7 separate regions of the Homo sapiens genome follow, and regions 2, 3, 4, 5, 6 and 7 are each linked to region 1. Evidence: chromatin contacts called from ENCODE Hi-C or POLR2A ChIA-PET data. All regions are on one chromosome and are shown on one strand. Each heading gives the region's core, a stretch centred on a gene start or an enhancer-like site at or near the end of the contact. The rest is flanking DNA. Distances are from core to core; before and after follow the strand shown. Region 1 holds the start of VPS26C (VPS26 endosomal protein sorting factor C). Region 2 holds the start of CFAP298-TCP10L (CFAP298-TCP10L readthrough). Region 3 holds the start of PAXBP1-AS1 (PAXBP1 antisense RNA 1). Region 4 holds the start of EPCIP-AS1 (EPCIP antisense RNA 1). Region 5 holds the start of IFNAR2 (interferon alpha and beta receptor subunit 2). Region 6 holds the start of GART (phosphoribosylglycinamide formyltransferase, phosphoribosylglycinamide synthetase, phosphoribosylaminoimidazole synthetase). Region 7 holds the start of ITSN1 (intersectin 1).

Evidence for each region. A loop is a pair of places that touch in the nucleus more often than their neighbours do. ChIA-PET counts read pairs that join two places held with the same protein, here RNA polymerase II (POLR2A). Pooled maps may share reads with other maps.
Region 2: a loop to region 1 is called in a map of B cell, with 23 times the contacts of the local background. The contact joins the promoter of CFAP298-TCP10L here to the promoter of VPS26C in region 1. A Hi-C loop is called at or near these places in 2 of 168 maps with a recorded cell type or tissue (B cell and CD4-positive, alpha-beta T cell), 3 of 37 single-sample maps with no recorded cell type and 5 of 50 pooled maps.
Region 3: a pooled map shows a loop between it and region 1 (17-fold over the local background). The contact joins the promoter of PAXBP1-AS1 here to the promoter of VPS26C in region 1. A Hi-C loop is called at or near these places in 6 of 50 pooled maps.
Region 4: a map of CD8-positive, alpha-beta T cell shows a loop between it and region 1 (19-fold over the local background). The contact joins the promoter of EPCIP-AS1 here to the promoter of VPS26C in region 1. A Hi-C loop is called at or near these places in 1 of 168 maps with a recorded cell type or tissue (CD8-positive, alpha-beta T cell) and 9 of 50 pooled maps. POLR2A ChIA-PET finds 5 or more read pairs at or near these places in 2 of 52 experiments (GM12878 and activated naive CD8-positive, alpha-beta T cell).
Region 5: a pooled map shows a loop between it and region 1 (6-fold over the local background). The contact joins the promoter of IFNAR2 here to the promoter of VPS26C in region 1. A Hi-C loop is called at or near these places in 1 of 37 single-sample maps with no recorded cell type and 2 of 50 pooled maps. POLR2A ChIA-PET finds 5 or more read pairs at or near these places in 1 of 52 experiments (T-cell).
Region 6: a loop to region 1 is called in a map of CD4-positive, alpha-beta T cell, with 12 times the contacts of the local background. The contact joins the promoter of GART here to the promoter of VPS26C in region 1. A Hi-C loop is called at or near these places in 1 of 168 maps with a recorded cell type or tissue (CD4-positive, alpha-beta T cell), 3 of 37 single-sample maps with no recorded cell type and 9 of 50 pooled maps. POLR2A ChIA-PET finds 5 or more read pairs at or near these places in 1 of 52 experiments (WTC11).
Region 7: a map of B cell shows a loop between it and region 1 (8-fold over the local background). The contact joins the promoter of ITSN1 here to the promoter of VPS26C in region 1. A Hi-C loop is called at or near these places in 1 of 168 maps with a recorded cell type or tissue (B cell), 5 of 37 single-sample maps with no recorded cell type and 10 of 50 pooled maps.

The regions. Positions count from the first base shown.
Region 1 is chr21:37,265,926-37,268,773 of GRCh38, reverse strand. It overlaps VPS26C (VPS26 endosomal protein sorting factor C), which reads left to right and starts at 1,440. Exons shown (of 8, transcript NM_006052.2): 1 at 1,440-1,536. The coding sequence starts at 1,480. RefSeq lists silencers at 635-794, 1,535-1,844 and an enhancer at 1,335-1,394.
Region 2 is chr21:32,610,926-32,613,773 of GRCh38, reverse strand. CFAP298-TCP10L (CFAP298-TCP10L readthrough) reads left to right here and starts at 1,397. Exons shown (of 12, transcript NR_146639.2): 1 at 1,397-1,669. CFAP298 (cilia and flagella associated protein 298) reads left to right here and starts at 1,397. Exons shown (of 7, transcript NM_021254.4): 1 at 1,397-1,669. The coding sequence starts at 1,531. RefSeq lists enhancers at 1,156-1,265, 1,926-1,975.
Region 3 is chr21:32,726,603-32,729,450 of GRCh38, reverse strand. It overlaps PAXBP1-AS1 (PAXBP1 antisense RNA 1), which reads right to left and starts at 1,337. Exons shown (of 4, transcript NR_038879.1): 1 at 1-1,337. SYNJ1 (synaptojanin 1) reads left to right here and starts at 1,438. Exons shown (of 33, transcript NM_203446.3): 1 at 1,438-1,505; 2 at 2,534-2,679. The coding sequence starts at 2,556. RefSeq lists enhancers at 1,231-1,731, 1,732-2,232 and a silencer at 1,267-1,766.
Region 4 is chr21:32,770,730-32,773,577 of GRCh38, reverse strand. It overlaps EPCIP-AS1 (EPCIP antisense RNA 1), which reads right to left and starts at 1,478. Exons shown (of 4, transcript NR_024623.1): 1 at 1,270-1,478. It overlaps PAXBP1 (PAX3 and PAX7 binding protein 1), which reads left to right and starts at 1,823. Exons shown (of 18, transcript NM_016631.4): 1 at 1,823-2,252. The coding sequence starts at 1,910. RefSeq lists an enhancer at 1,167-2,156.
Region 5 is chr21:33,228,557-33,231,404 of GRCh38, reverse strand. It overlaps IFNAR2 (interferon alpha and beta receptor subunit 2), which reads right to left and starts at 1,467. Exons shown (of 9, transcript NM_001289125.3): 1 at 1,189-1,467. IFNAR2-IL10RB (IFNAR2-IL10RB readthrough) reads right to left here and starts at 1,467. Exons shown (of 13, transcript NM_001414505.1): 1 at 1,189-1,467. RefSeq lists silencers at 1,001-1,050, 1,071-1,130, 1,191-1,650.
Region 6 is chr21:33,540,628-33,543,475 of GRCh38, reverse strand. GART (phosphoribosylglycinamide formyltransferase, phosphoribosylglycinamide synthetase, phosphoribosylaminoimidazole synthetase) reads left to right here and starts at 1,359. Exons shown (of 22, transcript NM_000819.5): 1 at 1,359-1,411. It overlaps SON (SON DNA and RNA binding protein), which reads right to left and starts at 438. Exons shown (of 12, transcript NM_138927.4): 1 at 307-438. The coding sequence starts at 383. RefSeq lists silencers at 64-153, 1,194-1,483 and enhancers at 334-393, 298-1,029, 594-1,043.
Region 7 is chr21:33,641,120-33,643,967 of GRCh38, reverse strand. ITSN1 (intersectin 1) reads right to left here and starts at 1,467. Exons shown (of 40, transcript NM_003024.3): 1 at 1,255-1,467. It overlaps CRYZL1 (crystallin zeta like 1), which reads left to right and starts at 2,227. Exons shown (of 13, transcript NM_145858.3): 1 at 2,227-2,287. RefSeq lists silencers at 709-838, 1,159-1,258, 1,269-1,608 and an enhancer at 2,079-2,488.

The sequences.
Region 1 (2,848 bases), core at 191-2,690:
TTGCCAGGAAAACATTGAAGACAGAGACCAAAGCCCTGAGGGCAGAGAGGAGCTGCAAACCAAGACCTGAATATTTGAAAATACCATTTATTAACCTTCAAATGCAATTGTAGCTGCAGCACCATCACTGCTGGCCTGTAAAACATTTTATATTCTTAAGAGGGAGGCATTCGTGATACTAATTCTTTTTACAGATAGTTTCTGATGTTATCCCAAAAGCAATGCACTTTAAAAAATAATGATCAGAATCAAAGAATTTAAACAAAAAGCAAAGAATTTAAACAAAAAGCACTTTTCACCGCATTATTTAATTAAATCATTTGTCAAAATGAAATTTGACCTTCTGCTTATTGGCAAAATCCTCATTTATAACATTTACAAGAGATTTTAACTCAATAAACGAAGTACGTTAACAGTGCACTGCCCTGCCCTGCAGTAACGCCCCCCACCCCCACAAACTGTATCTGGGGTCAGCTGTTGCTGGGAATAAAAATAATAGGCAGATTCACTCCAGCTTTCAGTCTTTCATTTGCAACCAATCTCCAAGCCCCAGAGCCTGGGGGCCGTGCCTTTCCACCCTTCACGCGGGGCGCACGGATCTGAATATTTAACACCCGGTTCCAGGACACGCGCCTGGGGAACACCCACAATCCCTCGCGGCCCGCGGAGCCCGGCTGGCGGGTGACCCAGCGCCCGCGGCTCCGAGAGGAGCGAGGTCACCCGGCGCTTCCCGAGACCTTGGCCCTAGGCCCAGCTGGCGCTGGGACGCGAGGCAACCGAGCCGCCGGCCAATCAGCGCTTTGCAGGACTAGCACGCAGGGGCCGCACCCCTGAGGGTGACCGGAACCGCTCCCGCGGGAAGGGCAGGGTGCGGCGCCTGGCCGCAGACAGACAAGGGGGCGCCGGCTCTTCAGAACCCCAGGGAGAAAGCGGTGGAGGGCTAGAGTTGAGGAGACTAAGGACATTTGAGGAGGGCAGGCATTACCAAGTTAAAACCTCCTGAAAGACAACTCCATTGGGCGACCGTCTGCGCCGCACAGCCTGACGGGAGCGTCATCCTTCCTGCGCAGGCTGCAACCGACAGACAGGCTCGGCTCCGCCTCCAGCCGCGGGGCACGCGGGGAGAGCCGTTCCTCCCTCCCTCCGCTAACCCGGACAGCAAAGGAGCATTTCCGGCGTAAGACTGTCCCTACGGAAGGGGTGGGGCTAGCTTGGCCCCGTCTTTCACGCCCAGAGGGGGCGGGGTGAACCGTGACAGCGCTTCGGCCCGCACTAAGGCCGGCTCTTGTGCCGGAAGGAGGAAGGCGTGGGCATTCGCCCCTCGGAGCTAGGGAGTGTGTGCGACGCCGCTGCGAGGTCACGTGAGCCACTGCCGGCAGAGAGGGAAAGGGGCGGGGCCCAGAACGAAGCGGGGAGGCGCCCCTTGTTTCCCTGGGGTCACGCGCAGCCGGAAGTGGCGGCTGCTGCGGAGAATTGGAGATGGGGACCGCCCTGGACATCAAGATTAAAAGAGCGAATAAAGTTTATCACGCCGGGGTAAGTGGGGGCTGGGGGTGGGGATGGAGGTGGGGTTGGGCGGGTCTGCAGGTTCCGCTGTCTCCATCGCTCTGCGCACGTCCCGCGTCCCTAGGCGGGGCAGGGCTGTCCCGCCAGGTGCGTCTCCGCCAAGGTGGGTGCGTTCCCGCCAGGTGCGTCCCCGCCAGGTGCTTCCCGCGCGAGGCTGGCTGCCCTGCGAGGAGGCCCCAGGGCAGGCGCCGCCGCCGCATCTGCGGGACGTGCAGGGCAGGCGCCCAGCTCCGGGGCTGCGCTCTTCCCATCTGGCCCCTTGAACACCCGGCGGTGTTGGGTTCTCAGGCTTGAGCTCCCTCAGTGAGCGCTGAGGGCGGAGGAGTTGACGACCAAACTCCCCTTTCCCTCTCTCCTAAGGTGACCGCAAAGGTCTAATGAACGAAAGCTAAAACAAACCTTGGAAGCAGAAATGGGTATGTCTGGCGGCAGCATATATTAGATGGTAGTCACTTTTAACAACATACTAACATACTACGAAAGTTACTGCTTTTTCTGGTTTTATTCTTCGACTGACACAAAGGAATGGCTATTAAAATGCAAGTATAAAAAAGTAAAATCTTGACTATGCCATTAACAGGTTTTGTGACATTGGCCAGTCATTTAACCTCCTTGGGCCTCAGTGTCCTTATTTGCAAATGAGGGTGTTGTAAGGTTCCTCTAACTCGGGGAATCTCAACCCTTACTCTACATCAGAATCAGTCATCCTGGAGAATTTTAAAATATGATTGCTTGGGTTCCACTCCCAGCGATACCGGTGATATATGTGCAGCTAGGGTTGAAATCACAGCCCCAACACTCTTTGGAATAAAATTGATCGCAGTGGTTGGTCATATTAATGCAAAGTAATCTCAAAAGGGACAGAATTTCAGACAAAGGTCTTGGATGGATGCTAAAACTTTTGGGCAAAAGACAACTAGGGAAGCCTGCTCTTATTTACACAAGCTCAAATGGTCATCCCCTTGATGGTTAATTACAAAGGGAAAAATCTGGCCCGCGCGGTGGCTCACGCTTGTATTACCAGCACTTTGGGAGGCCGAGGCGGGCGGATCACCTGAGGTCAGGAGTTCGAGACCAGCCTGGCCAACATGGTGAAACCTGGTCTCTACTAAAAATACAAAAATTAACCGGGCGTGGTGGCGGACGCCTCTAATCCAAGCTACCAGGGAGGCTGAGGCAGAAAAATCGCTGGAACCCGGGAGGCGGAGGCTGCAGTGAGACGAGATTGTGCCACTGCACTCCAGCCTGGGCAACAGAGTGAGACCCCGTCTCAAAAAAAAAA
Region 2 (2,848 bases), core at 148-2,647, 4.7 Mb after region 1:
ACTCCCAATATCACAGGGGGAGTACACCCCTCCGTGACCTTGTTAGTAATTTCCTGGGTGGAGAGGATGACATTACTCTCAATATCGCAGGGGTGTACACCCCACTGTGATATTTTTCTAAATATTCAGGGCGGGAGACGATAATATTACTCCCAATATCGCAGAAGGTGTACATTCCCTGACCATCAAACATAAGAAGTCCATCAACCTGTTTAGTTTTCTTTAGATCTGTATTTGAATTTGTGTTGTCCGTTTGTTTATTTATTATTTTTGAGACACAGTCTCACTCTGTCGCCAAGGCTGGAGGGTAGTGGCGCGATCTAGGCTCACTGCAACCTCCGCCTCCCGGGTTCAAGCAATTCTCCCACCTCAGGCTCCCTAGTAGCTGGAATTACTGGCACGCGCCACTACGTTCGGCTAATTTTTGTATTTTTAGTAGAGAAGGGGTTTCACCATGTTGGCCAGGCTGCTTTCGAACTCCTGACCTCAGGTGATCCGCCCTCCTCGGCCTCCCTAAGTGTTGGGATTACACGCGTGAGCCACCGCTCCTGGCCTGTCCATTTATTTTTGTTTTCTTTTTGTCACACTAAAATATAAGCTCCATGAGAGCAGTGACTCTGGATCTGTGGGGCCCGGAATAAACAGCGACTGACGCCGACTGCCTTCAGCAAGAGTCCGCTGGAGGATGGCTGGATATTTCTGGGAGGGTCGCTCTGGCAGGGGCCGCTGGAGCTACCCCAGCAACGCCATCCAAATCAACCTGAACGAAGAAGTGCGGACACTCGCCCTGGCCCCTCCGTCCTGAAAAGCTGACCCGCGCAAACAGCAGCGAACAGCAAGACTCAGTTCTGGGTCGCTGCCGCCGAACTTTCCCAGGCCGGAAACAGCGTGGAAACGTTGCCGGAAGTGGAGACTGAAAGCGGCGGAAGGGACGCTGGAATGTGGAGCGGTTGTGGGGCGGCAGCTGCGGAACTGCGCGATTGTGGTTCCCGCCGTATTTCCCGTTCCCCATCTAGTAACTCCCATCTCAGCCCACGTATCTCCCTGAGTGGAAATCTCGGGCCCCAGACCAGTCGATTGGGAGGTCCGCCCTCCCCTTCAGCGACTTGGTCTGTGTTTTGGCAGTTGCCGCGACAACAGTCACTTCCGGGAAGGGGCTCTGCGAATCTCCTTCCGTCGGTCCGCTCAGAATCAGCTGTCCTCTCAGACTGTGTGGGTGGTTTCCCCGGCCGCAGCTCCGTACGGGCTTGGATTGCTGGGCCTCGGTGCACCCCAGCCTCCCCCACTCGGGTTCTGAGCTTGAGCTGGCGGCTCTTTAACTCTGCTTCACTGTTGCTCTTGGCAACATCCACTTCCGGGAGCGAGTGCCGTTTCCCCCGCTCACCGCGGGCTAGGGAGCGTGGGATTCCGGACTGTGAGCGGCTGTTAGTGCGTCGCAGCTGCTGGCGATCCGGCGACCCTCGGCCGGCAGGACCCGCGGGCCACGCAGCCGGGGCCTTCTCAACGCCTCAGTACCTCGGCGGGACCGCCATGGTTCTGCTGCACGTGAAGCGGGGCGACGAGAGCCAGTTCCTGCTGCAGGCGCCTGGGAGTACCGAGCTGGAGGAGCTCACGGTGCAGGTGGCCCGGGTCTATAATGGGCGGCTCAAGGTGCAGCGCCTCTGCTCAGGTGCGGCTCGCGGGTGGGCCCATCCCGGACAGATCGAGAGACCGGCGTGGGATGGAGAAAGAGGGGCAGGGTGGGCCGAGGGGTCAGGTTTGTGAAGATTATTGAAGAGATTTGCAGCAGCCGGGGTTGAAACGGGACACTAGGGTTAACCGGAGATGAATAAGGAACCGGAGAAGATCCGGCCTGTCTGACACCCCGGGCTGGGAGGTGGGCCCAGGTGCCTCTCGGAGCCAGGATTTGGGGTGCTGCGAATAAGTGGAAATGGGCTGGGGAGGGAGGAGGGAGCCGAAAGGCCGGGCTGAACAGCAGACTTAGTGCAATTAATCACGTGTGAGGGGTGAGATGAGAACTAGGTGGGCTTTTAAAAGCTGAATTTACTATTTTTAGTCGCCCAATGTAAAGCAGCGAGCCACCTGGCTTTGGGACGGCCCCTTACAGTTGAGGAAGCCTTGGTGATCTTTCCCCGCCCTGGAAACGGCCTGTTGCGTTGCGGCGCCGTCTCCCTACCCCGCGCAGGTTCCAGGGCACCCGCTTTGCCGCAGAACTTTCCGGCGGTGGAAGGGCCCCCATCTGTGCTGTCCATTGGGCAGCTGCCGGCCACTTGTGGCCGTAGAGCATTTGGAATGTGGCTAGTGCGGCCAGGCAACCGAATTTTACATTTGCATTTTAATTAATTAAATATATATAAATATAAATAAATACCATATATATAGTATATATGAATATAAATAAATTATATATATGTATATATAAATATAAATAAATTATATATATATATATATATATGGTATGTGTGTGTGTGAGAGACAGGGTCTTACTGTTGCCCAGGCTGGAGTGCAGTGGCGCGATCTCTGCTCACTGCAACCTTCGCCTCCCGGGTTCAAGCTATTCTCCTGCCTCAGCCTCCCAAGTATCTGAGATTACAGGCGCCCACCACCACGCCCAGCTAATATTTGTATCTTTAGTGGACACGGGGTTTCATCATGTTGGCCAGGCTGGTCTCGAACGCCTGACCTCAGGTGATCCGCCTGCCTCCGCCTCCCAAAGTGCTAGGATTACAAGTGTGATCCATCGCGTCTGGGTCATTTTAATTTAAATAAATTTAAATCGCCAAGTGGAGCGAGTAGCTGCCGCATTAGACAGCATAGTTTTTGAACTTGACGGGATGATACTTCCTGA
Region 3 (2,848 bases), core at 88-2,587, 4.5 Mb after region 1:
ACGGTGAAACCCTGTCTCTACTAAAAATACAAAAATTAGCCGGGCGTGGTGGTGGGCACCTGTAATCCCAGCTACTCGGGAGGCTGAGGCAGGAGAACGGCGTGAACCCGGGAGGCGGAGCTTGCAGTGAGCCGAGATCGCGCCACTGCACTCTAGCCTGGGCGGACAGAGCGAGACTCCGTCTCAAAAAAAAAAAGGTACTTCTCAAGCAACACATTTGATATCAACAGTTTTTTCTGAGACAGTACTGACATAGAAATCCCCTCTAGTTCTTAGAACTAAATCCAAGAATCTTTGTGTTTCTCCTTCATGACTTGAAGTGGCTTCTTTTCTAATAAATTTAGTTCCGTGTCCTGAAACCAGGGTGGGTACAGCTTCTCTAAAATGGACGAAAAAATCAAGTCACATGACAGGGCCTGAAGAGGGAAATGATTTTTGCAACATAACCAAATTTAAATCCTGCTTTGGCTGTTGAAAACCAGAAGGAGAAGAGGTAAAGAAAAAGCAAACGCAAGTGGAGACAGTTTGAGTGCTGGGTTCTTCAGGTTTTCAATTTCTTTCTGCCCTGTTGGCTTTGACTTCATTCTCTTTCTTATTAGGTCTATTCAATGGAAGCAGAAATCTATGGGACACGCTGATATTAGCCAGGAAGCACCATTTGTTGAAAAATGAGGATGAGATAAAAGGGTTAGGTGCCTTTAGTTACTAAATTCCACGGTTGGCAAAAGCTATTCATCCGTCGGTGACAACCACAGCTGTCGTGGCCTCCCTACGGCCATGTTTTGTTGGACTCAGCCTTGAGATCCTGGTTTGTGACGTCCCACTCTCCATCGTATACACCTAAGCACTCTTCGATAGAACCCTGTGAGCTCCAGAACACACAAGAAAAGGCACCGAACAGAACTGTCCCAGAGCAGGCATTAGTTTTTCTTCTGCTACCTATCCAGACACTCAGACTAGGAACTCGGTGCCGTTTGCTGGGCTGTCGACACCATGGACAGCTCTTCAGGCGCCACCTGGTTGGCTCGGCGAGCCGACCGTCCCGAGCCCTTCCTCCTCTCCCGTCAGGCCCGTGGGGGCGGCGGGGTTGGTCCTGACGCCCAGCTTGGGGAGCAGCAATACGCAGCCCCCCAAGCTTTTCTCCGGAGTCCCTCCCCGGCGCTCACGCTCTGAAGAGCCCACGCAAAAGGACCAAGGAGGCCAGATCTTCCCTCTCCCTGCACCCCCGGCGGTGGGATCGCAGCTCTGCCTGGGGGCGGCCGCAGGAGGCAAAGGTAGCTGGAGACTGAGGCTGGGGCCGCCCGCGGGTGCCAGGCCCAGCCGGTCGGCGCAGAGTGGGCGTGGTCTCCCTCCTGATGCCCCGCCCCTTCCCTCGCGCGGGGCGGATCTTCCGCCCCCGGCCGCGGCGCAATGCGGAAGAGATGGGCCTGCTGGAGCGGAAGTGACGCTCCCGGCGGCTGTGGCGGCGGCTGCGGGAGAAGGAGGAGGAGGAGCCGGAGGAAGAGGTGAGCAAGCCGGCGGGGGGCGGGGAGCTGCTGCGGCCAGACCCACGGGCAGCCGGGCGGGCGGACGCCTCCAAGACCAGTCTCTGCCTCCGCAGCGTCAGCGGGAGCGGTGAGGGGCGACCGCGAGCAGCCGGGGTGCGGGAGGACGGGCGGGGTTGTGAGCAGACCACTGGTTGTGCGGGGTGCCGCGTCAGGCTGGGGGCTGTGGTGACAGCGGCTGTCAGCCCGCCCGCGGGAACGAACCGAATCCGCCTGGGCGCCGGGGTATCTCTTCTGGCGCATAAATGGAGGGTTTGGGCTGCTCGGCTCTTCCGTCTCTCCGAGAAGGAGCCGCTTTCCCGGGCAGTCGACTGCCCGGGACCCCCGAGGAGCCCCAGTCGGGTCGGTGCCCCGAGTCGTGACTCTTCCCGGGTGGCCATTCGTATTTATCGGCCCCGCCTGCCGTCCCCCCAGCCGGCGGTAGCCCGGGGCAGGAGAGGCGGCGGTAACCTGTGCCTTTTCCCTTGCCCTTCATCGCCACCCCCGGGAGAGCCTGTCGCGTGGGATAATCCTTTTCCTTCTCCTGCCCCCTAAGGAGCTTTGAACCAGCCTTGTCACCCTTCCCTCCCACCTCCGCTCCTTTCACCTCGAAGGAACTGCTTGAAGTTTCCAAATAGGTTCCCTTTCAACGTAGTGACAGATCTTGAAGCAGGAAGCTGATAAACAGCTCCGGACGAAATACGCTCAAAATTTTTCCTTTCAGTAAGCATAAATTAAACGGGAAACTCAACCAGACCGTTGATTGACTTACAGTGCTAAAACCTTGTCTTGCCTTGGTATGAGAATTGATAGCTTTTCCTCTTGCTTTTTGGTAAAATTAAGTGACGACTTATCTTTTGGAAAAAGCCATTTTCTCCCAGAGCTGTCTGTTTTTTCCCACCCCAACCCCCCATCAAAACCTGGCGGGGAGGGACTTTTGGATGCTTTGCAGTCCTTGCTGCAGAAGGAAACATCAGCTTCATTTGCTTTGCTTTGCTTGGTTTTCGCAGGGCTGCCTCCGAAGAAAGGAGAATGGCGTTCAGTAAAGGATTCCGGATCTATCACAAATTGGATCCCCCACCTTTCAGCCTCATAGTGGAAACTAGGCATAAGGAAGAATGTCTCATGTTCGAGTCTGGGGCTGTCGCTGTGCTCTGTAAGTCATCTGTTAGAGCCCAATTTGTCATGGTCTCTGTTTTGATTTGAAACAATTCAGATGCAACCATTTTTTAGAAAAGAGCCCGACAACCCTTTCACTGTATTTCCTCTAGCAGATTATGCTTGTATTTCCTTTTAATCAAACTTATTTTCCTGCAAACTTTTTG
Region 4 (2,848 bases), core at 229-2,728, 4.5 Mb after region 1:
CAAAATCATAAATGCATATATTGAGATCTAGCAATTTCAATTCTATTTCATCCTACAGATGTAACAGTTTTTCAAAGCTTTTCATTACAGCACTGATTAAGACTAGAAATAATCTAAATATCAATGTTTATGGAACTGGTTAAATAAATTACGGTATATCCCAACAATGAATCACTACGCAGGTGGGTTAAAAAAAAAAATAGACGGCCGTGCGCGGTGGCTCACGCCTGTAATCCCAGCACTTTGGGAGACTGAGGCGGGCGGATCACGAAGTCAAGAGATTGAGATCATCCTGGCCAACAGAGTGAAATACAAAAATACAAAATAAATTAGCTGGGCGTGGTGGCACGTGCCTGTAATCCCAGCTACTAGGGAGGCTGAGGCAGAAGAATCACTTGAACCTGGGAGGCGGAGATTGCAGTGAGCGGAGATCGCGCCATTGCACTCTAGCCTGGGCGACAAGAGCGAAATTTAGTCTCAAAACAAACAAACAAAAAACCAAAAAAACACAACCCTTCATATACAGATATGGGCCGATCTCCAATCTACGGTAGGCTAAAAATGCAGCTTACACACCATCTGTGTAAAAAGGGGAACACATTAAAATATGCATATTTATTTGCTTTTATGTTCATGGAACATCTTTAGAGGATCATAAGAAACTGTTAACATTGCCACTGAGGAAGTGAACAGCCTTCCAGACATGGGTGGATTTTTTTCACTCTACCGAATACCCTTTTAATTTCGAAACATCAAAATGAATTCGCATGCACAGGTGCATGCCCGAAGGAAAAACTTCTAGTTCGGTGATGAGATAGGGAAAGCCGGTGAGTTCAACCTTAGGCGCAATCACCCTGTGAAGGTGTGGCCAGCGAGGGCTTTGTCACGCAAGTCTGAGAACTGTCACAACCTTCCCCACCCCCTGCTCTATTTTCCTTCCACTTGTTTCTGAAACTCACTAAGCTTTGGAAAGTATTTAGTCATAGAATTGCTTGCAAACTTGGCATTCTTTAGAAAACACGGAAACACTTTTGCTTTCCTTGTTCCTGAAAGACTGGGGAACGGGGGACATCAAGCCAGGTAACATTGTATCATAACTGAAATTCAATGTCTTTGAAGTAACATTGTACCATAAATGAAATTCAATGTCTTTGAAGTAACATTGTATCATAAATAAAATTCAATGTCTTTCTAAGAGCTCTGTAGCTATAAAGCTGTAGAAATACAAAGTATTACTCAAGAATAACTAGTAATTACCAATAGTCACACCTCAGGTCAAAGTTTGGAGAGGACTATTCCACCTACTAGATCACACTTTCCTTCCCGAAAGCCGCTTCTCTCTCTGGCCTCTCCCCTCCTCCTCCTCCCTCATCTGTTTGGCGGGAGGCTTCCTCACATTACCGCTCCGCGTAAGTGCGAAGACGCACTGCAGCAGCGCCGTCTGAGGGACAACAGAGCCTACTCTTTCTTCTCATCTCTATGATCCTCTTTGTGACCTGTCAAACAACACCAGAGTTCCATGCTAATAGTACTCCACTCCGACAGAGAGCGATGCAAAGAGCCGACGCTCTCGCGAGAGGTGTGGGGCTCTCTCTCTCTCTCTCGCTCTCTCTCTCTCTCTCTCTCTCGCTCTCTCTCTCTCTCTCTCTCTCTCTCTCTCTCTCTCTCTCTCTCTCTCTCTCTCTCTCTCTCTCTCTCTCTCTCTCTCTCTCTCTCTCACTCTCTCTCTTTCTCCAAGTATTGAGAGCGCGTGGGAGCATAGGCGCATGCGCGCTCGTGGGGTGCGCGGTAGCAACAGAGGACTCGACCCGGCTGGAGCTCCGGAGAGCGCGCGTGCGCCGTCACGAGCTCGGCGCTGCCGGGGCCGCGGTGTGGAAGCGAGTATTCGACCGCCGTGCGGGCCGCGGGGATGTTCCGAAAGGCCCGGCGGGTGAACGTGCGCAAGCGGAACGACTCCGAAGAGGAAGAGCGGGAACGCGATGAGGAGCAGGAGCCGCCGCCGTTGTTGCCGCCGCCGGGCACGGGCGAAGAGGCGGGCCCCGGTGGCGGCGACAGGGCCCCTGGCGGGGAGTCGCTGCTGGGCCCGGGGCCGTCGCCGCCTTCCGCGCTGACCCCGGGCCTCGGGGCTGAGGCCGGGGGCGGCTTCCCCGGCGGCGCGGAGCCCGGCAACGGGCTGAAGCCGCGCAAGAGGCCTCGCGAGAACAAAGAGGTGCCCCGGGCCAGCCTGCTCAGCTTCCAGGACGAGGAGGAAGGTAAAGTGCGCGCTTCGGACGCCCTTAGACGGCCGCATCCCCGACGCAGGCCCCCGTCCCCCGCCCCCGTATTCTCTGGACGCCCAGCCCCGGAGCCCTGGAACGGAGTCCCCTGCCGTCCGACCGGCTGCGAATCTTCCCCAGCCTCCGGCCTTCTGCTCGGGCAAGGGACGCGTTCCCGCGCTGCCCCCAGCCTTTTCTTAACCACCTCCTCTGCCACGGGGCCGGAGCTCAGATCAGGCATTCAGAGTGTTTCAGGGGAAATTCGGTGTTCCCTGTCCTGCCTCTTTTCTGCCTGGCGTGTTTCAGGGCCAACTTGGTGTGGGTCCCCTGGCTGCTCTTGGCATGCTTTCCGAGCCCTCTGCAGGTCACTGCGCCCACACTTCTTGGATGCTCTGTCCAGGCATCCTCGACCATGAAGGCCGAGTTTGTAAAAAGGAATACTAGGAGAGGGAACAGAAGCCTGGAGTTGCAGCTCTGGTTCTGAGTGACCTTGGGCCAGTCCCTTGCAGTCGCTGAGCCTCAGTTTACCCATAAAAGTAATTAGGGGTAGCAGATACCCAGCCTTCTTCGCACTGACTTTGGGAACAGTGAAG
Region 5 (2,848 bases), core at 218-2,717, 4.0 Mb after region 1:
TACATTTTTGATTATCTAAAATTGTGGAAAACAACTTTATGAACAATAGAACTTACAAGTTCAAGTCATTTTCTGCGACAAACAGATCAAGCCTTATCAGCTATGCCCTAATTGCTAGGAGTGTTTATCGAATATTTTCCTTAGGGTAGATTTTGATAGAGTATCTGCTACCCCCTCACCCCCTCAAGCCTGCACAGGTGGATAGGGGGTGGGTGGACAGGATACTGAGAAACCTTGGCAAGCAGTGGGACTTAGCCCCTGGGCCAGTGAGCACACATGGGAAACTCCACCTCTCCCTGAGCCAGCTCCGGCACTTCTCACCACTGAATCAACGCCCAAGCATGCTATATTCGTTTCTAAGACTTCTTGCTAAACAAAACAAGGAAATAAAAAAAAAAATGTTAAAAGAAAGGAGGTGGGAATACTCAGAGTCAATATAACCATCGCTAACCAAATAAACGGGCTGATGGAGTCAACTCGCTACTGCGTGTAACGGATTGATTTGCTCAGGGTTGAAATGCAAGTGCCGATCGCCTCTCCATATTCGCGGAGTATCTTCCCAGTATCTCCCCTCTCCGACCCTGGGAGGGTGCACCCTTCTGTCTCCGCGGCCACGTCCCCTCGCCCCTTCCCCCTCCTGCCTCCACGCAGCGGATCCGGAGGGGTGTAGGCCGCTCCAGCCCCGGCTGCAGTCTGTGACCCTGACGCAGGTCGAGGGGGGCTAATCCCAGGGGACCTCAAGGGGGCGGGCTGGAGATCCCGAACCTGAGCACCCAGCTGGTGAGCCGGTTTTGCAAGGCGGGGTGGACCTGGAGGAATGTGACCCTCAAACTTAGCAACGACTCACATCTTGCAGTGGCAAATGCCCGGTATCCTGGGCATCCTTGGTGGGGTGGGGTGGGACGCGGAGGGGTGCAACGAAAGCGGACTCCCAGCAGGGGCGACGCGTGGAGGGCGCAGGACAGGGCCCGGGAGGGGTCCTGGGGTCGCAGGTGCGGCCCCGGGAGAGAGGAAGGGCGCACTAGCCGCATACTCAAGACGCAGAGGGAGGGCAGGAGGAGGAGGAGGAGTCGGGGAGAGCGAGAGGGAACCGGAGGGGATTCCGGGAACCGCTGCAGGGAGGCGGCGTTTTCCCTCCAGTCAGCTGGCCACGCGCTCCGCTCCCGCGACCCCGCCACGCTGCGTTACCTTTGCAGCTCTCGCCTTGCGGCTCCCGAGAGATGCTAGCCTCGGGCCCCAGCCGCGCCCGGCTCTGGGACCCGACGCTCGCGGTCAGGATGCGCCTCGCGGGCGGCCTCTCGGACAGAAGCGGCGGGCGGGGGACAAAAGCGGCCCGTGCGGCCGGGTGGTGGTCCGCGGGCTGCGCTCGGGGAACTGTTCGGCTCGCCGGCGGGATTCCTACCCGCCGGGAAGAAGCGTCTTTAGTGCGGGTGCGCGCGCCGAGCCCCGGCCTACGAGGAGCGATACGGAAGCGCGGGCGCCGCGCCGCCGCCGGCGCGGGGGCGGGGGCGGAGCCAGGGGCGGGGCCGGAGCCAGGGGCGGGTCCTGGGCCGCTGGCGGGGCTGGAGCAGGGCCGGAGGCGGAGGCCGGGCCGGGGGCTGGGCAGGAGAATAGAAAAAAGGTCCGGTCATTTACAATCGTCTGCTGCCGATTGTCAGCTCCTAACCAATCCCGCCTTCGCCGAGAAAGCTCCATAGGGGAAGAATTTGGGACTGTTTTGTTTACTGAAGTATCCTTAGGGGTTAGAATAGTGCCTGGCATTTAGAAGACACCCAAAGATGTGTTGACTGACTGAATGAATGAATGAACTAAAGAGTGAATGGGTTCTCTCCTGGCTCCCCCACTTGTTAATTGTATAAACCTGCATGATATAATTCTCCAACTAGTAAAACGAGGATAAAAATACCTACCATTGAGTAAATGTTGTAAATATCTACAACATTATCCGTTGTAGATTCTCCCCTCTTCTCCGCGGGTCTCTTCTCCATACTCCTACCCTTCCCTCGACCCCCCACTGATCAACGTGTTTCGGGATAGGCAGAAAGACAGATGTTCTTCATTAATTTGTCTGCTTGTTATTTATAGCCTGTCAACTTCTAAAATAGACTATGAGGCCGGGAGCGGTGGCTCACACCTGTTATCTCAGCACTTTGGGAGGCCAAGGCAGATGGACCATCTGAGGTCAGGACTTCAAGACCCAGCCTGACCAACATGGTGAAACCCTGTCTGTACTAAAAATACAAAAATTAGCTGGGCGTGGTGGCGGGCGCCTGTAATCCCAGTTACTTGGGAGCCTGAGGCAGGAGAATTGCTTGAACCTGGGAGGTGGAGGTTGCAGTGAGTTGAGATTGCACCATTGCACTCCAGCCTGGGAGACAAGAGCGAAACTCTGTCTCAAGAAAAACGAAAAAAAAAAGAAAATCCAAAACCAAAATAGACTATGAGGCAGCTTTCAAGTAAAATGTATGTATATTCTAAACATTACAGCTACTAAAATGGAAATGTTAATATCTTTTTGAAGGAGAGGGAAAAGATACACTAACCACCTAAATTGTTTTAACTGAGTATTTAATCTCTCGTTCAGCTTTCTGGCCTCCTAGGAAAGGGAGGAGGAGGATGTTTCATACTTTTTGTAGATGGGAAAAATGAGCCTTTTAATCTATGAAGTCAACCAACATTTGCTGATACTCCTTTAAGGCTAGGCACAAGGGTGATCATAAAGAGGATGTCACGGTCCTGCCTCTTATGTGACCCTTGGCAGAATTCCCACCAGCCCCATACGATCTGAAGGGAACTTATCTAGGATCCTATTTCTTATAAAAGACATTCAACATTGAAAATATTTTCA
Region 6 (2,848 bases), core at 110-2,609, 3.7 Mb after region 1:
AACCGGGCCTACGAGTAGCTAAACGGCAGGGGGGACCCAAACAGGGGAGAAGGGTGAACATCTTAACTCGGTTCTGAAACAGGGAGTCTTGGGTTACCTCGGAAAAGGCGAAGTTCCTCGAGGGAAAAGGAAGGGAGCGGCTGGGGGGGCGGTTGGGGGGGGCCCGGAAAATGGATCCCAGGCCCAGGCGGGGCCCTAGCGGGGCCTGAGCCGGGGAACGACTGCGTCTCCGAAGAAAGGTGCCAAAGAAGGCTAGGTGAGGGCCTAACGGTCCGTTGGGAGCAGAAGAATCTGGGAGGCGTTTACCTGGAAAGCTCCTGTTGAATTTCCCGGAATTTACTGACCACGAAAGACCTAAAAATCTGCTCGATGTTGGTCGCCATGGCGTCCGCTCCGTTCTCTCAACTCCTCCTCGCTAGTCCTCCAGGCTCCCAGCATGCCTCGGGAGGAGGCGCACGGGCCAATTCGGTCTCTCGCCTTCCTGATTGGCTCCAAAGGGAATGCCCGGTCCGGCCCGCTCCACCGAGGGACCAATCAGTGAGCACGGCCCTGCTCTCCTCTGCTGTTTCTGAGCGGCTGGGGTAGAGGTGCTGACGTTTGCGCCGCGCACGACTATGTCCGCCATGTTAGTGTCTGACGCAGGCGCCATTACAGGAGCCGTCTCTCTTGAGGCGACCGTGTCCGCATAAGTTGTCAGTCCCCAGCAGTGTTTGGGAGCCTTAACAGGCTTGCTAAGTGCCTGAGATTAAAGGCGAAGAGGAAGAAGAGCAAGAAGGGCAACCCGGTGTTTAACACACGGCTTTCAGGCGCTCTCAGGTGGCGCCAAGTTCAGTTTCGACAGGGATATGCATCCGGGAGAGAATTTTTCAGCCCCCGCCCCCACTGGCATGTGAGAGGAGGAACTCGCTGTTGCCCTGTGTCTTCCCCAGTGCGTTCTATAACCAGCCTCATTTTTTTTTTTAGCAATAGGCCGGATGTCCTAAGCGACCGGCATTCAAAGCCCGGTGCATTTTAGTCTCATCAGGAGTCAGGCGTGTCACGAGATTTTTCCGCGGTAGCTGCTCAGCTCTGACTCGTGAGCGGCGCACAATTGGCTAAGAATGGGTTTAGCATTTTGGCGCTCCCCCCCGGCGCTCCTGGAAACACTGCGTGGCACCCCGTACCACTGTCACATTATAAACGTGCTAAGGCTTGGGTGTCTCGGCTGGGGAGCAGTCAGGCAGCGCCCAGGGCGGGAGGGAATCAGACTAGATTCTCGCCGCGGAGACCCAGGGCCGCGCGGACCAATGGGGCAGGGAAGCCGTCGTAGGGCGGGGCAGTGAGGGGCGGTGCCGCGCTGGTCCCGCGCCGGTCCCGGTGGGCCGACTTCCGGCGAGCGGGCAAGCGGGAACCAGGTGGCCACCCGGTGTCGGTGCGTAAACCCCCTCCGCTTTTACACGGAGCGCGCTTAGGCTTTGGTTTGGGGATTTAAGATCGCGAACTGAGTGAAACCATAGAAACTGATTTGTAGAAATTTTCCTGTTGTTTGTAAATGCGGTGGGTGGGGGTTGGCCATGTGCTTTTCACTTGCTACTGTTAGCTGGTTTCTATTTGCTCTTTTACTTTTCCTGTTTTCTAAGATGTCAAGGCCTTTTTGTGTCTTTATACATTTTTAGGACATAACCCTAAATTGGTGTACTTTCTCTTTATGCACCCGTTGTCTCTGGCAGATTACTTGGTTAATTTTGTAGTTGGTTTCTACTTTATTCTCCATATCCTCTGATACGGCTTTATTTGCCTGTCTTATTCTGCTTATGTTACCCATTCTGAGGAATGAGGCCCAAGGTTAGTGAAGTCCCCCAAGGTCTTCCTGCTAGTATGGGGCAGCGTCTCTACCCAGGCCAAGGCGCTGTGTGAGACTCAGGAGCCCAGGCGTCCTCACCACTGGGTAGTAAGGCTATTTTCAGTGATCCACTAGAGTAAACAGAATTTTCCCACACTACTGCTATATTCAAACTAAAGATGTAACATTTGCTCTAGATTTAAAGATCTGTTTATTTCTGGCCGGATGTGATGTAATCCCAGCACTTGGGAGGCCAAGGTGGGTTGACCATTGGAGGTCAGGAGTTCGAGACCAGCCTGGCCAACGTAGTGAAACCCCGTCGCTACTAAAAATACAAAAATTCGCCTGGCGTGGCGGCGCACGCCCGTAATCCCAGCTACTTGGGAGGCTGTGAGGCAAGAGAATCGCTTGAACCCGGGAGGCGGAGGTTGTAGTGAGCTGAGATCACACCACTGCCCTCCAGCCTGGGCGACAGAGAGAGACTGTCTAAACAAATAAATAAATAAATAAAATAAAAAATCTGTTTATTTCAGATACACATGGCAAGTAAAATGTGTTTTCCCGTTACACTAAAGTAGCTGTTCCTTCCGAGACTGTAATTTAACAGGGTTTTTTTTTTTCCTTTCTCAAATTTTCAATGATCATCGTTTCACTTGTTGAGAGAATCTGAAGCAAAATTGCTTCTGTTAGGCTCCACCCCCTCTTACCTGTGTGACCTCCAGCAAGTTATTTACCTATCTGGGCCTCCTTGTCTTATCTGCAAATTGGTGATAGTAATAGTATCTCCCTCATAGGATTCTTTCATGACAAGCATTTTAAATAGTACCCTGCCCAAGGTTAAGTGCTCAAAAAAATGTTAGTTTTGTATATTGTCAGCTTACATTTTTCTTAAAATATGTAATCCCAACATCATCAAAATAAGTTTTCAATTTTCTTTTTCCTGTTACCAGTTTGTCTTGTGGTAAGTAAATGTAACAAGTTAACATTTACTACTGCTGAGTGCCAGATTGTACTTATTTATAAATG
Region 7 (2,848 bases), core at 218-2,717, 3.6 Mb after region 1:
CCACTACATAATCCATGAGATCTCTGTGCCTTTCTTTTCATCCGTTCCACGGGATTAGCAAAACTGCCTCCCCGCTGACAGAACTGAGAATTTCTAGAGGCATTTGTTTGTATGGGATTTGCTGTTATTATCTACCCTCTTCATTGGCCTTGCCTTTATTATCTGTACGTTTTGATCAAGAGGAGCAGCAAGAGAAGAATGCCAACAGACAAGCACAAAGAAACGCATCTGGCCGGAGCCTGCATGTATCTAAATTTCCAGGTTGCTGCTGCCCTCAGAATAGCACTGATGATGGCAAAGTTCTAGAGGAAACTTTCATATTGAAGAGGCTATAAAAATCTCTATAGCCTCCAACTCCACAGAGAAGCCGCTAATCTATTTCTTCCAAAGCAAAGCCTTCTTGAGTCTGAATCACAACAAAAGATTGCCCATAGGAAATGTAATCTCCGAAGTTGTTTTCTAATCCCAAGGCAAGCAGAAGCGCAGGAAGGTGCGGCCGATTCCTCGCCGGTTTCCTTTTTTTGGGAATTCGGATTGCATTCGTGCAAGCAAGGGACTGCAATTGTGTCTTGGGTCCACACCACAAAACCGTGTCGGTGCGTAAGAAGGGAAGGGACGCGGCGGACCCGGGGACGCGCTCACAGGGCGCGGAAGACGCTCCCCTTTAAATGCCTTCAGGGGCGGCCCCGCGGCGCGCCCTGGGGCCGAACGGCATTGCCTGCCCTTCACTGACCCAGGATTCTGCAGGCTTGCGAGCGAGGGGCCGAGGAAGGAGCCGGGGCTCCAGGCAGAGGCGGCGCCGCTCCCGCCAACGCGGGTCCCCGGGAGGCCGGCGGGAGGCGAGGCCGGGCCGCCCCTCGCCGGCGGCCGAGGGCAGCGAGGTCAGCCCGGGAAGGAGCGGCCGCCCGGGGTCCCCGCGAGAGGAGGGAGCCCGCTCGGCGGCGGGGCCGCGGCGCCCATTCATCCCCACGCCCGTCCCGCGGCCGCCACCCCACGGCCCACCGCGGCCCCCGGCCTCCCAGTGCGGGTCCGCCCGCCACTCCGCCGCCACCCCCGAGGACGGGAAGGACAAGGCAGAGGGGCAGCCGCTGCCGTCTCTCGGGCGCGCGGCGAGGGGCTAAGGGCGGCCGGGGAGACAAGCGCCGGGCGCGGGACGGATGCCCCGGGCAGCCATCGCGCAGACCCCCGCGCCGACCCCCGCCCCCGCTGCAGCCGCCCGTGGTCCAGGCCGCCGCCTTGCAGCCCTCTCCTCACCTCATCTCCGGGCGGGTCCGCGCTGCCGCCCCAGGGACAAATCAGTGCCGCTCACGCGCCGCTGGGAGGGACGCAGGAGCCGCAGCCCCGCACACCATCCCCGCCCGCCTCTCTGTCCGTCCCGGAGCCCGCTCGGGATTCTTCCTCGCGAGCCGCCGTACTACGGAGCAACCAAGCTACGCTCCCTCCCCTGGCGCCTCCACTCTTCTCTACCTCCTTCGCTCCCTCCCTCGCTCCCTCGCTCCCGCCTATCTCCTCATCTCCCTCCGCTGCCTCCCCCGCCCCCCATCCACCATCCATCTCCGCCCATAAGTGGGTGGGGAAACCGCCAGCCAATTGGAAGAAGGGGCCCGCACCTTCTCACCACCCCCTACCACTGGCCCCGCCCACCGTGCGAACCCAAAGAGGGTGAGCCAAAGAAATGTAAGACAACAGAGTGACAAGCCGAATGAGCCAATCAGCAGGGGCTGTGTGGGGGCAGGATTAGCACTCTCCCCCTCCTCCCCATGTAGGCGTAACAGGAGATTTATGGTCTGAGGTTGCCTATCGTGGTTTATGGAGATTTTGTTGCACGATTTCGGTGCATCTGCTCGTTGCCGTGAGAGACACTAGATAGGATGCACTTAATTGACTTAATTATTGGAGGTTTTCAAGGAGAGAATAATGTGGAAAGGAAAAAGGCGAAGCACAACCCAAAGGGGTTGGCCGGGCCTATGGTTGGAATGAGGAAGGGTGTGGTCTTCGGCTAAAATTTGCATAAAACGGAACCCATCCGGGCGATTCCAACTTCGCCCATTTATTGGTAGTCCTTGGGGCGGGGCCTCGCCTCTTTCTCCGCCCCCGAGCGGAACATGACGGGAGATGTAGTTCCGAGACCGGTTGCCATGGCGTTCTGGACAGCCTCGCGAGTCCGACCCCGCCCTTCAGGAGTGACGAGCGGCCTGACCAATGGGAGCAGGGGGCGGGCTCTCTGACGAAGGACTGGAAGGTGGCGGTGGTGAAGGTGCAGGCCGTTGGGGCGGCTCAGAGGCAGGTGAGCCCCGGGAAACGCGTCCTGTGTCTTGGGAAACGGGCCTTTAAGCGAAAGGTGGAGAGATGCCCCACAGAACCGTGCAGCCCTGGGGAGGATGGTGGTTCGCGTCGAACCCTAACCTGGGACTTGTTCGGGCCCAGGCCTAGCTTAGCTGAGGCCGCTGAGGGGTGGGTAAGACTAGATTTGAGGGACAGTTTCCTGGACCTTGACGGGTTTTGATTGTAGGTCTTATCTCAGTTTGCATCTCCCTCTACTTTTATGGAGGCAGAGGTCTGGGAGTGCCCTTCCACTTAATCTCCCAGGTTGGGTTTTTCTCCTCTGCTTCTTGTTCCTAGAATTTGAGTGTCTTTTTCTTTCTCTGTTACTTCTTCTCAGCCACTTCTTTCTTCCTCATCACTTTGCTGTTTTCGGAAAGCAGTTAGTAGTTATTCGCTGTATGTGGCTTTTGAGCCAGATCGGCCCTCTTCATTATGCTAAACGGCGGAATCATCTGGAGCGAGATGTAAGCATCGCCTTGGGATAGGTCTGGGTCGGGGCCGAACATCTGCGTTTCTAAGAAGC